2 separate regions of the Homo sapiens genome follow, and region 1 is linked to region 2. Evidence: read pairs that join two places in POLR2A ChIA-PET (ENCODE). Cell type or tissue: PC-3. All regions are shown on one strand.

Region 1 (5,000 bases), 360 kb before region 2:
TTGTGCTGCATTCTGACTTAGATTCTGCCATCAAAAACAGAATGCCCTGATCCTTAGAGGCAGAGGCAGCTCTTCAGCCTATGGGGTAAGTAACCAGGGAATGGAGTTCTCACCAATTCTTATTTTCTATGCTAAAAGTTTTACTTTAAGATTTGGGCCTGGCTGGGTGCCGTGGCTCATGCCTGTAATCCCAGCACTTTGGGAGGCTGAGGTGGGAGGTCAGGAGATCACGAGGTCAGGAGATCGAGACCATCCTGGCTAACATGGTGAAACCCTGTCTCTACTAAAAATACAAAAAATTAGCCGGGCGTGGTGGCGGCAGCCTGTAGTCCCAGCTTCTCCGGAGGCTGATGCAGGAAAATGGCGTGAACCCAGGAGGCGGAGCTTGCAGTGAGCCGAGATCGCGCCACTGCACTCCAGCCTGGGCAACAAAGCAAGACTCCGTCTCAAAAAAAATATATATTTGGGCCTGCTTCTTTTTTGTGTGTGTGTAATGGAGTTTCACTCCTGTTGCCCAGGCTGTAGTGCACTGGTACTATCTCAGCTCACTGTAACCTCCACCTTCTGGGTTCGAGGGATTCTTATACCTCATACCTCAGCCTCCTGAGTAGCTGGGATTATAGGCATCCACCACCATGCTCAGCTAATTTTTGTATTTCATAGTAGAGACAGGGTTTTACCATGTTGGCCAGGCTGAAACGCCTTACCTCATGTGATCTGCCCACCTTGGCCTCCCAGAGTGCTGGGATTACAGGCGTGAGCCACCGTGCCCAGCCTAAACTGCCCAATTTTAAGGGGACAATTGGGAAAACAATTGTTTAAAAAGGCAATGAAGGCGTTGCCATGACTGTGGTTAGCAGTGTGAAGATCCTAGAAAACCTGCGTGAACTCCTGGGGGCTCATAGTCTACTGCCTGGTCAAGAGCTTTAGAAAACTTGGATGTACATGTTAGGACACCAGGTTCTGAAAGCTCTCAGGGTTGTATAAACTTCTATATTAAGTTCCATGATGCTCGATGGGTAGTCCCACATTTAGACACGCTATTGCTATTGCTGCTTCTTTCCTTATCATGAAAAGAGAAGATGCAGATAATACCTGAAGCAGGAAGACAAAGGGGAGATACTGAACTTGTCATCTAACTTTGGGTGCCCCTCATGCTTCGTGTTTCCCATTGAGCCTCATTTATCAGTGACACAGGGAATGGTCCCTTTGCTCTCCACTTTCCCTGTGGCTGCCTGGAGGTAGGGGAGGCAGATCATGTCACTTGCCGACATTATGTTGCTGTGGATTCGTTGGAGCGACAGGAACAGGAAATTTTCCTGGTGGTGTATGTATCACTGGGGCTCACAGGGGTACTTTTTAGTCTTCTCACTGGCCTCTGTGATTCTGTGACCCTGGTTATTACATGTTCAGAAAGTGTCAGCTTATTTGAAAGTGATACTCTTCTTTTCTATTTAAACATTGCCAAAGACCATCACACTATTTTTTTAAATTGAAATATTTTTTTATTTTTTATTTTTTGGAGATAAGAGTCTTGCCCTTTCATATGAACATGAAGGGACTCATAGTCCTTCACCTGTTGTTGGTCTTTAATTTGATAACGTATCAGTAAAGGGTTATGTCTGAATGAATTATAGAAGTTTAGGACCTAAAAAAGGAAGGTCCCAGAAACTGGGCTTTGGTTTATTTTTACTACTACACTTGCTATCGAAACCAAGCAGGTGACTTCATTTCTCTTGGATTCAGCTTTCTCATGTGTCAGGATGGGAGAGGAAGGGAGGCGTTGGGATAAGTGTCATTCCACTGTCTGTACTTCAAATCTGGCTAACACGTGTGGCAAATACTTAGATTTGTTGACAGAGGTTTCCTGGAGTGCTGTCTTGAACGATTCTGAACAGGCTCAGCAAGAAAGTATGTTTCAGTTTTAGGTGTATCTGTCATGGAGAAGGAAGTAAGGACTGGGGAGCACTCACAGCATTCCTGGGGCATTCCTGTCCATTATTTCAATACCTGGTGCTGATGTTTCCTGTCTCTTGTCAGGAATCCTGTCTACTGTGTGTCTGATGACATGAACTTACTGAGTGCTGCTTAGTTGCATCATAGACACCACCTGTCTTTGAACAGCTACCCTGACTCTTGATGGAATGCAAAGGCTGCCGAGGGCCACTGGTGTGTGGAATGGCCTTCGGTCATTTCTGCTTAGAACACAGAGGTCATTTTGGCTACTAACATAACTCTTCTTTTGAGTGAAAGGGTTAAAATGTTCCTCCCAAAAGTACTTAATTTTTAGGCTTGTTCTTCAGATGTGCCCAATATCCTAAGCAAAATGCCTTCAATATGAAGTGAATATTGCTTGATTGTAGGGAACTTGTCCATAATGTACTTGAGAATGCAGATAAAAATAAAAGAATGTCTGTGTCAAATTTTATTTTTCACAAATTATGTTCTCTTTCAGCTTAAGCTCTTGGACTCACTGAGGCAGTAAAAGAACCATATCCTGTGTTTGAATCAAACCCCGAGTTCCTGTATGTTTAGAAGGTTTGCCAGACAGGATTCCCTTTTGAAGCCCTCCTGGTTTGGAATTCCATGACTTAAAAGGATCGTCCGTGGGAGTAATAACATCAAGTCTGTTGGTAAAAAGTAAGTTTTAGGCCAGGTGTGGTGGCTCATGTCTGTAATCCCAGAACTTTGGGAGGCTGAGGCGGGCAGATCACCTGAGGTCCGGAGTTCGAGACCAGCCTGGCAGACATGGGAAAACCCTGTATCCACTAAAAATACAAAGAATTAGGTGAGCATGGGGGCGGGCACCTGTGATCCCAGCTACTTGGGAGGCTGAAGCAGGAGAATCACTTGAACCTGGGAGGCAGAGGCTGCAGTGAGCCAAGATCACAACACTGCACTCCAGCCTGAGTGACAGAGCGAGACTCTGCCTCAACAACAACAACAACAATAAAAAGTAAGTTTTATTTGCCACTGTCGTCATTTCTGGAATTAAAACAATAAAATGACATTTCTACTAAAACGTTTTTCTAGCTAGAGGTGACAGGTGTGGCTGTAAGTCCTTGATGGAAAAGCCTGGCTCTGAGCCACAGTCCTGGCACTCTCCATTGCCCCTGCCATTCCCCATCCCGTACTCAGTCATCTTCATCAGTGCAAGAATAGTGACCGCTGCCTCCACGATGTTCAGACACACTGTGGTGGCATGCACTATACCTAAGTACTTGAATGAAGTTTAATCTGCTGGGTTTTTTCTGCTCTGTTATTCCTGGGTCAATCTTATTAGCAAGTAAATATTGATGATTGAGTTTCTTCTCCTTTTTCTGAGACAGAGTTTCACTCTTGTTGCCCAGGCTGCAGCGCAATGGCGCGATCTCCACTCACTGCAACCTCTGCCTCCCAGGTTCAAGTGATTCTCCTGCCTCAGCCTCTGAAGTAGCTGGGATAACAGGCATGCACCACCATGCCCGACTAATTTTTGTATTTTTCGTAGAGATGATGTTTCACCACGTTGGTCGGGCCGGTCTCAAACTCCTGACCTCAGGTGACCCACCCACCTCAGCCTCCCAAAGTATGGGGACTGCAGGTGTGAGCCACCATGCCTGGCCTGATGATTGAGTTTTTCTTATTATATCTGCATTTCTGCAGAACTTTAGTGGCTGAAGAAAGTACACTAGTGTTAATTTTCTTTTTCATGAAAGAAGTAATTTACTCTTCAGACAATTACTTGCCAGTCATAGGAAGGAAAAGTCAGGGTTTTCATCCACAATGATAGGAATTATTGTGACATTACAGGATGACTCTGTGATCAGCTTTAGGAAAAAACCCTGGTCATATCACAACCGTTTTACTAGCTGTGAGGCCACCATTGTTGGTAAAAAGTAAGTTTCTTTCTAGACCTGAACTAGTTATTTCCTAGTTACCTCCTGGAGTGGCTAATAAAATAAACACTAAAGGTAAGAGATTACCTGTATTTCGTATTATATTTCACTGCATTAAGACACTCTATATCAGCATTTTTTAAATCACACAGAATCATTGTCCACTATCTTTGTGGGACTTGCAGTTAGTTTCTTGCCTTTTTAAGGTATTTTATTTAATGGACTTCTTTTTCTTTAAAAAAATTTTGTTGGAAGTGTCACATTTGCAATCCCACTTCACTCATGTTTCCATGGCTTTGTTGAGCCCCCTGTGGAGGATTACACTACAAGTTTAATTCTGCAGGTTTCTTTGAAAAGAGTCAAACTGAAAGAATTTTAATGCTCTGCTCTTATAAAGCATCTCCTTCTGTATTTTTTTCTACAATATACTAAAGTAATTCTGTGCTCTATTTTACAGCTTCGCAGTTTCTAAAAAGACCACGAAGCCCTGAGAGTAATGAAAAGGTTCCTGAAATTGAGGTCACTGTGGAAGGTAAGGGCCAGTCCTTGCCATGTTTCTGTTAATTCTCCAGTTTAATAGTTATGTCAATTCACTAGCTTCATGTTTATACAGATGAAGGTAACCAAACTAGTTTTACCTGTGAACAGCTGCCTGTGATAAAGCTAAATTTCTGAATGTCTTTAATTGAAATTTTGAAAATTATTAACAGGGAGTAAATAACATGGATCACATCATAAACTGCACTAAAGAAAATCCCTAAAATGCTTTTCCTTTATTACAACAAATAAGGGTGCAGAGGGTCACATGGAATGTTTCATCTTTTGTCTGCTTTTTTTTTTTTTATTCTTTTAAGGAAAGGAAGTTGAGGGGTGGTTTAAACAGCAGTGCCTGGAATCAAAGTATTTCCTACGACACCCTCTAATGTACTTCCTTCTCTCCATGCCCACGGGGTCTGCAGGGTTCTCATCTTTTCATGTTCACAGTATTAAAATACTTCATACAATACCAAAGACAGTTCCCAACCAACCATCAAATATGGGTATTTCTTCCATCTCCTCATAATTGCAAAAGGAAATAACTGCGTTAGGATCATTCTTTTTTATTTGGAGATGAAAGTCTCG
Region 2 (5,000 bases):
TCCAGCCTGGGAAACAGAGTGAGATACTGTCTCAAAAGAAAAGGAAGTGAGTCACGAAAGCCAGACCATGTTCAAGGTGAGGAGGAATTAGACTCCACTCCATGAGGGGTGTCAGAGAATTTGCAGACATGGGCTGGGCGCGATGGCTCACGCCTGTAATCCCAGCACTTTAGGAGGCCAAGGTGGGCGGATCACAAGGTCAGGAGTTTGAGACCAGCCTGAGCAACATGGTGAAACCCCTGTCTCTACTAAAAATACAAAAATTAGCTGGGCTTGGTGGTGGGCGCCTGTAATCCCAGCCAGTCGGGAGACTGAGGCAGGAGAATCGCTTCAACCCCAAGAGGTGGAGGTTGTGGCGAGCCAAGATCACACCACTGCACTCCAGCCTGGGTGACAGAGAGAGACTCCGTCTCAAAAAAAAGAAATTAGCAGACATGTTTTAGAACCACTGTGTGTGTATGATCACATTTCATTCTTTTAGTGTTACCAAAGCAGTAGAGTTCAGCCTAGCTCCAGCTGTTGGCCGCACAGAAAGCCAATCATTGAGACAGTGATTATTGCCAAGGAAGATTTTAATTGGGTGCTGCAGCTGAGGAGATGGGAGATCAGTCTCAAATCCATCTCCCTGACTACTAAAATTAGGGGTTTATACAGCAGGGAAGAAATGCAACTATGTGTGGGAATACAGGAACTCAGGAGGGGTAAGGAAGCAATCATGATGAATGAGGGGTCCGGAGTCTCATTGTCAGGATGCCATGACCTGGTGAGTTTCAGTTCTTTGATAAACTTTGAGAGGCCTGGGGATCCTTTCCTGAGGAAGGAACTCAGGTAAAATAAAATGTAAGTTTCAAGCTTTATGACCGAAAGTGTCAATTTCTTTTTGTTTATTTATTTCTTTTTTCTTTTCTTTTTTTTTCTTTTTTTGGAGACAGAGTTTCGCTCTGTCACCCAGGCTGGAGTGCAGTGGTGTGATCTCAACTCACTGCAGCCTCTGTTTCCCAGGTTCAAGGAATTTTCGTACCTCAGCTTCCTGTGTAGCTGGGATTACAGACTCCTACCCCCACGCCCAGCTAATGTTTGTATTTTTGGTAGACACGGGATGTCACCATGTTGGCCAGGCTGGTCTTGAACTCCTGACCTCAGGTGACCTGCCCGCCCTGGCCTCCCACAGTGCTGGGATTACACGTGTGAGCCACCCACCTGGCCAGGACTTGTTTTCTTAATCCCTGTGCTACAGAAATTATACTAGACTAAAATATAAAGGGTTTTTGTTTTGTTTTGTTTTTGTTTTGTTTTGAGACATAGTGTTGCTCTGTCACCCAGGCTGGAGTGCAGAAGCACAGTCTCGGGTCACTGCAACCTCCACCTCCCAGGTTCAAGTGATTCTCCTGCCTCAGCCTCCCAAGTAGCTGGGATTACAGGAAACCACCACCACACCTGACTATTTTTTGTATTTTTAGCAGAGATGGGGTTTCACCATGTTGGCCAGGTTGGTCTCAAACTCCTGACCTCTGGTGATCTGCTCGCCCTGGGCTCCCAAAGTGCTGGGATTACAGGTGTGAGCCACTGTGTCCGGCCGGGATTTATTAATAAGCACTTTTTTTTTTTTTGAGATGGAGGTTCACTCTTGTTGCCCAAGCTGGAATGCAGTGGCACAATTTCAGCTCACTGCAACCTCCACCTTCTGGGTTCAAGTGATTCTCCTGCCTCAGCCTCCCGAGTAGCTGGGATTATAGGCATAAGCCACCATGCCCTGCTAATTTTCTGTATTTTTAGTAAAACGGGGGTTTCACCATGTTAGCAAGGCTGGTGTCGAACTCCTGACCTCAGGTGATCCGCCCACTTTGGCCTCCCAAAGTGCTGTGATTACAGGCGTGAGCCACTGTAATTTTTTTTTTTTTTTTTTTTTTTTTTGAGATGGAGTCTTGCTCTGTCACCCAGGCTGGAGTGCAGTGGCATGATCTCAGCTCACTGCAGCCTCCACCTCCCAGGTTCAAGTGATTCTTCTGCCTCAGCCTCCTGAGTAGCTGGGATTACAGGCAAGTGCCACCACGCCCAGCTAATTTTTGCATTTTCAGTAGAGACAAGGTTTCACTATGTTGTTCAGGTTTGTCTCAAACTCCTGACCTCAGGTGATCCACCTGGCTCGGCCTCCCAAAATGCTCGGGCACTACGCCTGGCCCCTTTTTTTTTTTTTTTTTTTTTTTTTTGTATTTTAGTAGAGATGGGGTTTCACTGTGTTGCTCAGGCTGGTCTCGAACTCCTGAGCTTAGGCAATCTGCCTGCCTAGGCCTCCCATAGTGGTAGGATTACAGGCGTGAGCCATGGCGCCCGGCCTTTTCTTTTTCTTTTTTTTAAAGAGACAGTATCTCCCTCTGTCACCCAGACTGGAGTGCAGTGTTGCTCACTGTAACCTCAAACCTTAAGGCTCAGGTGGTTCTTCCGCCTCAGCCTACTGAATAGCTGGGACTACAGGCACATGCCACCCTGCCTGGCTAATTTTTTGTAGAGACATGGTCTCACTGTGTTGCACCATCTGGTCTTGAATTCCTGGGCTTAGGCAATCCTCCCACTTTGGCCTTCCAAAGTGCTGGGGTGACAGGCATAGGCATGGCATCTGGCCAATAAGCATTCTTATGCAGTGTTTACTAAGCGCCAAGCACTATCTCAAGCACTTTTCTGGGGACTGTGTATGTTTATGGGAAAAAGCCTACAGCAGAGGCCCCAGGAGACAGGCCTGCCTGGAGGGCTGGGTTGGGAGTGGAGAGCAGGCCCCCTCAGGACCATGGAGCCTCCAGGACACAGTCCTTCCTCCCAAGGAAGTTAAGGCAGAGTTAAGGTTCCTGCTTGGTTGGAAGGTCCAAGGGGCAGTCCTGAGTGGGACACTGTGACTGTCACTCTGATTGTCCCCCTACAAGGCCCCATGGACTCCAGCAGCCAGAGAATGAAGATAATAATAAATTAAAGCATCTCAAGGCATCTGCAGAAATCGTGTCAGGCAGGAGGCCATGCCTCAGGGCGCAGGAATAACAGCAGCCTGGCCTGCCGCAGCAAGATAGCAGCCCCTACTGCAGAGGCTGGTGGCAGCCACCATTGGGGGCACAGACTCTGGGGGTGCTCGTGCATGCGTGTGTGTGTGTGTGTGTGTGTGTGCATATCATACTTTGAGACACCTGGATCTATCTAGGAGGTATCTGAGAGGTACTCAGCCTCCTGCAGAAAAGGTGGGGACGGACCTGGAGAAGCAGCATTTTGTAACCTTGGACCCTGAGTGAGCAGGAGACAGACTGCACAGAACAACAGATATATACGGGAATGTACTGATTTTCTCTTACTGCAGTAACAAACTGCTGCACAAAACCCCACAAATTTATTGTCTTAAAATTTTATAGGTTAGAAGAAGGGTCCCCAAACCTTGAACCACAAACCAGTACTAGTCTGTGGCTTGCTACGAACCATGTCGCACAGCAAGAGGTGAGTGGTAGTCGAGCGAGCAAAGCTTCTTCTGTATTTACAGCAGCTCCCCATTGCTCACACTCCCACATGAGCTTTGCCTCCTGTCAGATCAGTGGCAGCATTAGATTCTCATAGGAGCGTAAACCCTATTGTGAACAGCGCATGCACGGGATCTAGGTTGTGGGCTCTTTATGAGAATCTAATGTCTGATGATCTGTCACTATCTCCCATCACCCCCAGATGGGGCTGTCTAGTTGCAGGAAAACAAGCTCAGGGCTCCCACTGATTCTACATGATGGTGAGTTGTATAATTATTTCATTATCTATTACAATGTAATCATAATAGAAATAAAGTGCACGTTTAATGTAATGTGCTTAAACCATCCTGAAACCTCCCTGCCTCCTAGTCAGTGGAAAAACTGTCTTCCACAAAACAAGTTCCTGGTGCCAAAAAGGTTGGGGACCACTGGATTAGGAGTCGATATGGTTTAGATCTGTGTCCCCACACAAATCTCATGTCGAATTGTAATCTCCAGTGCTGGAGATGGGGCCTGGTGGGAGGTCATTGGATCATGGGGGCGAAGTTCTCATGAATGGTATAGCACCATCCCTTTGGTGCTGTTCTTGCAATAATGAGTGAGTTTTCACGACACCTAGCTGTTTAAAAGTGTGTAGCTTCGGCTGGGCATGGTGGCTGATGCCTGTAATCCCAGCACTTTGGGAGGCCGGGGTGGGCAGATCACCTGAGGCCAGGAGTTGGAGACCAGCCTGGCCAACATGGTAAAACCCTGTCTCTACTAAATATACAAAAATTAGCCGGGTGTGCTTGTGCGTGCCTGTAATCCCAGCTACTCGGGAGGCTGAGACAGGAGAGCCACTTGAACCCAGGAGGTGAAGGTTGCAGTGAGTCAAGATTGCGCCATTGCACTCCAGCCTGGGCTGGAGTGAGACTCGGTCTCAAAAAAATTAAATAAGGCCAGGCGTGGTGGCTTACGTCTGTAATCCCAGCACTTTGGGGGGCTAAGGCAGGCAGATCATGAGGTCAGGAGTTCGAGACTAGCCTGGCCAACATGGTGAAATCCTGTCTCTACCAAAAATTAGCTGGGTGTGGTGGTGCACGCTTGTAATCCCAGTCCATCAGGAGGCTGAGGCAGGAGAATCGCTTGAACCTGGGAGGTGGAGGTTGCAGTGAGCCGAGATCGTGCAACTGCACTCTAGCCTGGGTGACAGAGGGAGACTCCGTCTCAAAGAAAATAGAGAAATAAAATAATAACAAAAAAGTATGTAGCTCCTCCCCTCCTCTCTTGCTCCTGCTCCCCCTTGCCTTCCGCCATGAGTAGAAGATCCCTGAGGCCTCCCCAGAAGCAGATGCTGCCATGCTTCCTCTAGAGCCGTTGGAACTGTAGGCTAATTAAACAATCTTTCTTTATAAATTACCTAGTCTCAGGTATTTCTCTTTTTCTCTTTACTTTTGTGTGTGTGTGTGTGTCGCCTAGGCTGGAGTGCAGTGGCGCAATCTCAGGTCACTGCAAACTCCACCTCCT

What was found. ChIA-PET counts read pairs that join two places held together with the same protein. Peaks named below come from ENCODE experiments on the same cell type or tissue, not always from the same donor. Only the 100,000 strongest peaks of a DNase experiment are listed, where the experiment ranks them.
Region 1: POLR2A ChIA-PET joins it to region 2 with 5 read pairs; 3 of 35 experiments call an interaction of 5 or more read pairs at or near these places.

Annotation. Positions count from the first base shown.
Region 1 is chr7:66,406,700-66,411,699 of GRCh38, reverse strand. It overlaps the pseudogene GTF2IP9. Among named protein-coding and RNA genes, the nearest start is that of LINC00174, 8.8 kb to the right of the region's middle. In PC-3, no CTCF peak of the experiment used is centred here; no DNase peak of the experiment used is centred here.
Region 2 is chr7:66,048,780-66,053,779 of GRCh38, reverse strand. No RefSeq gene overlaps it. Among named protein-coding and RNA genes, the nearest start is that of ASL, 25 kb to the left of the region's middle. RefSeq lists a silencer at 1,781-1,959. In PC-3, no CTCF peak of the experiment used is centred here; a DNase peak (open chromatin) is centred at 2,559.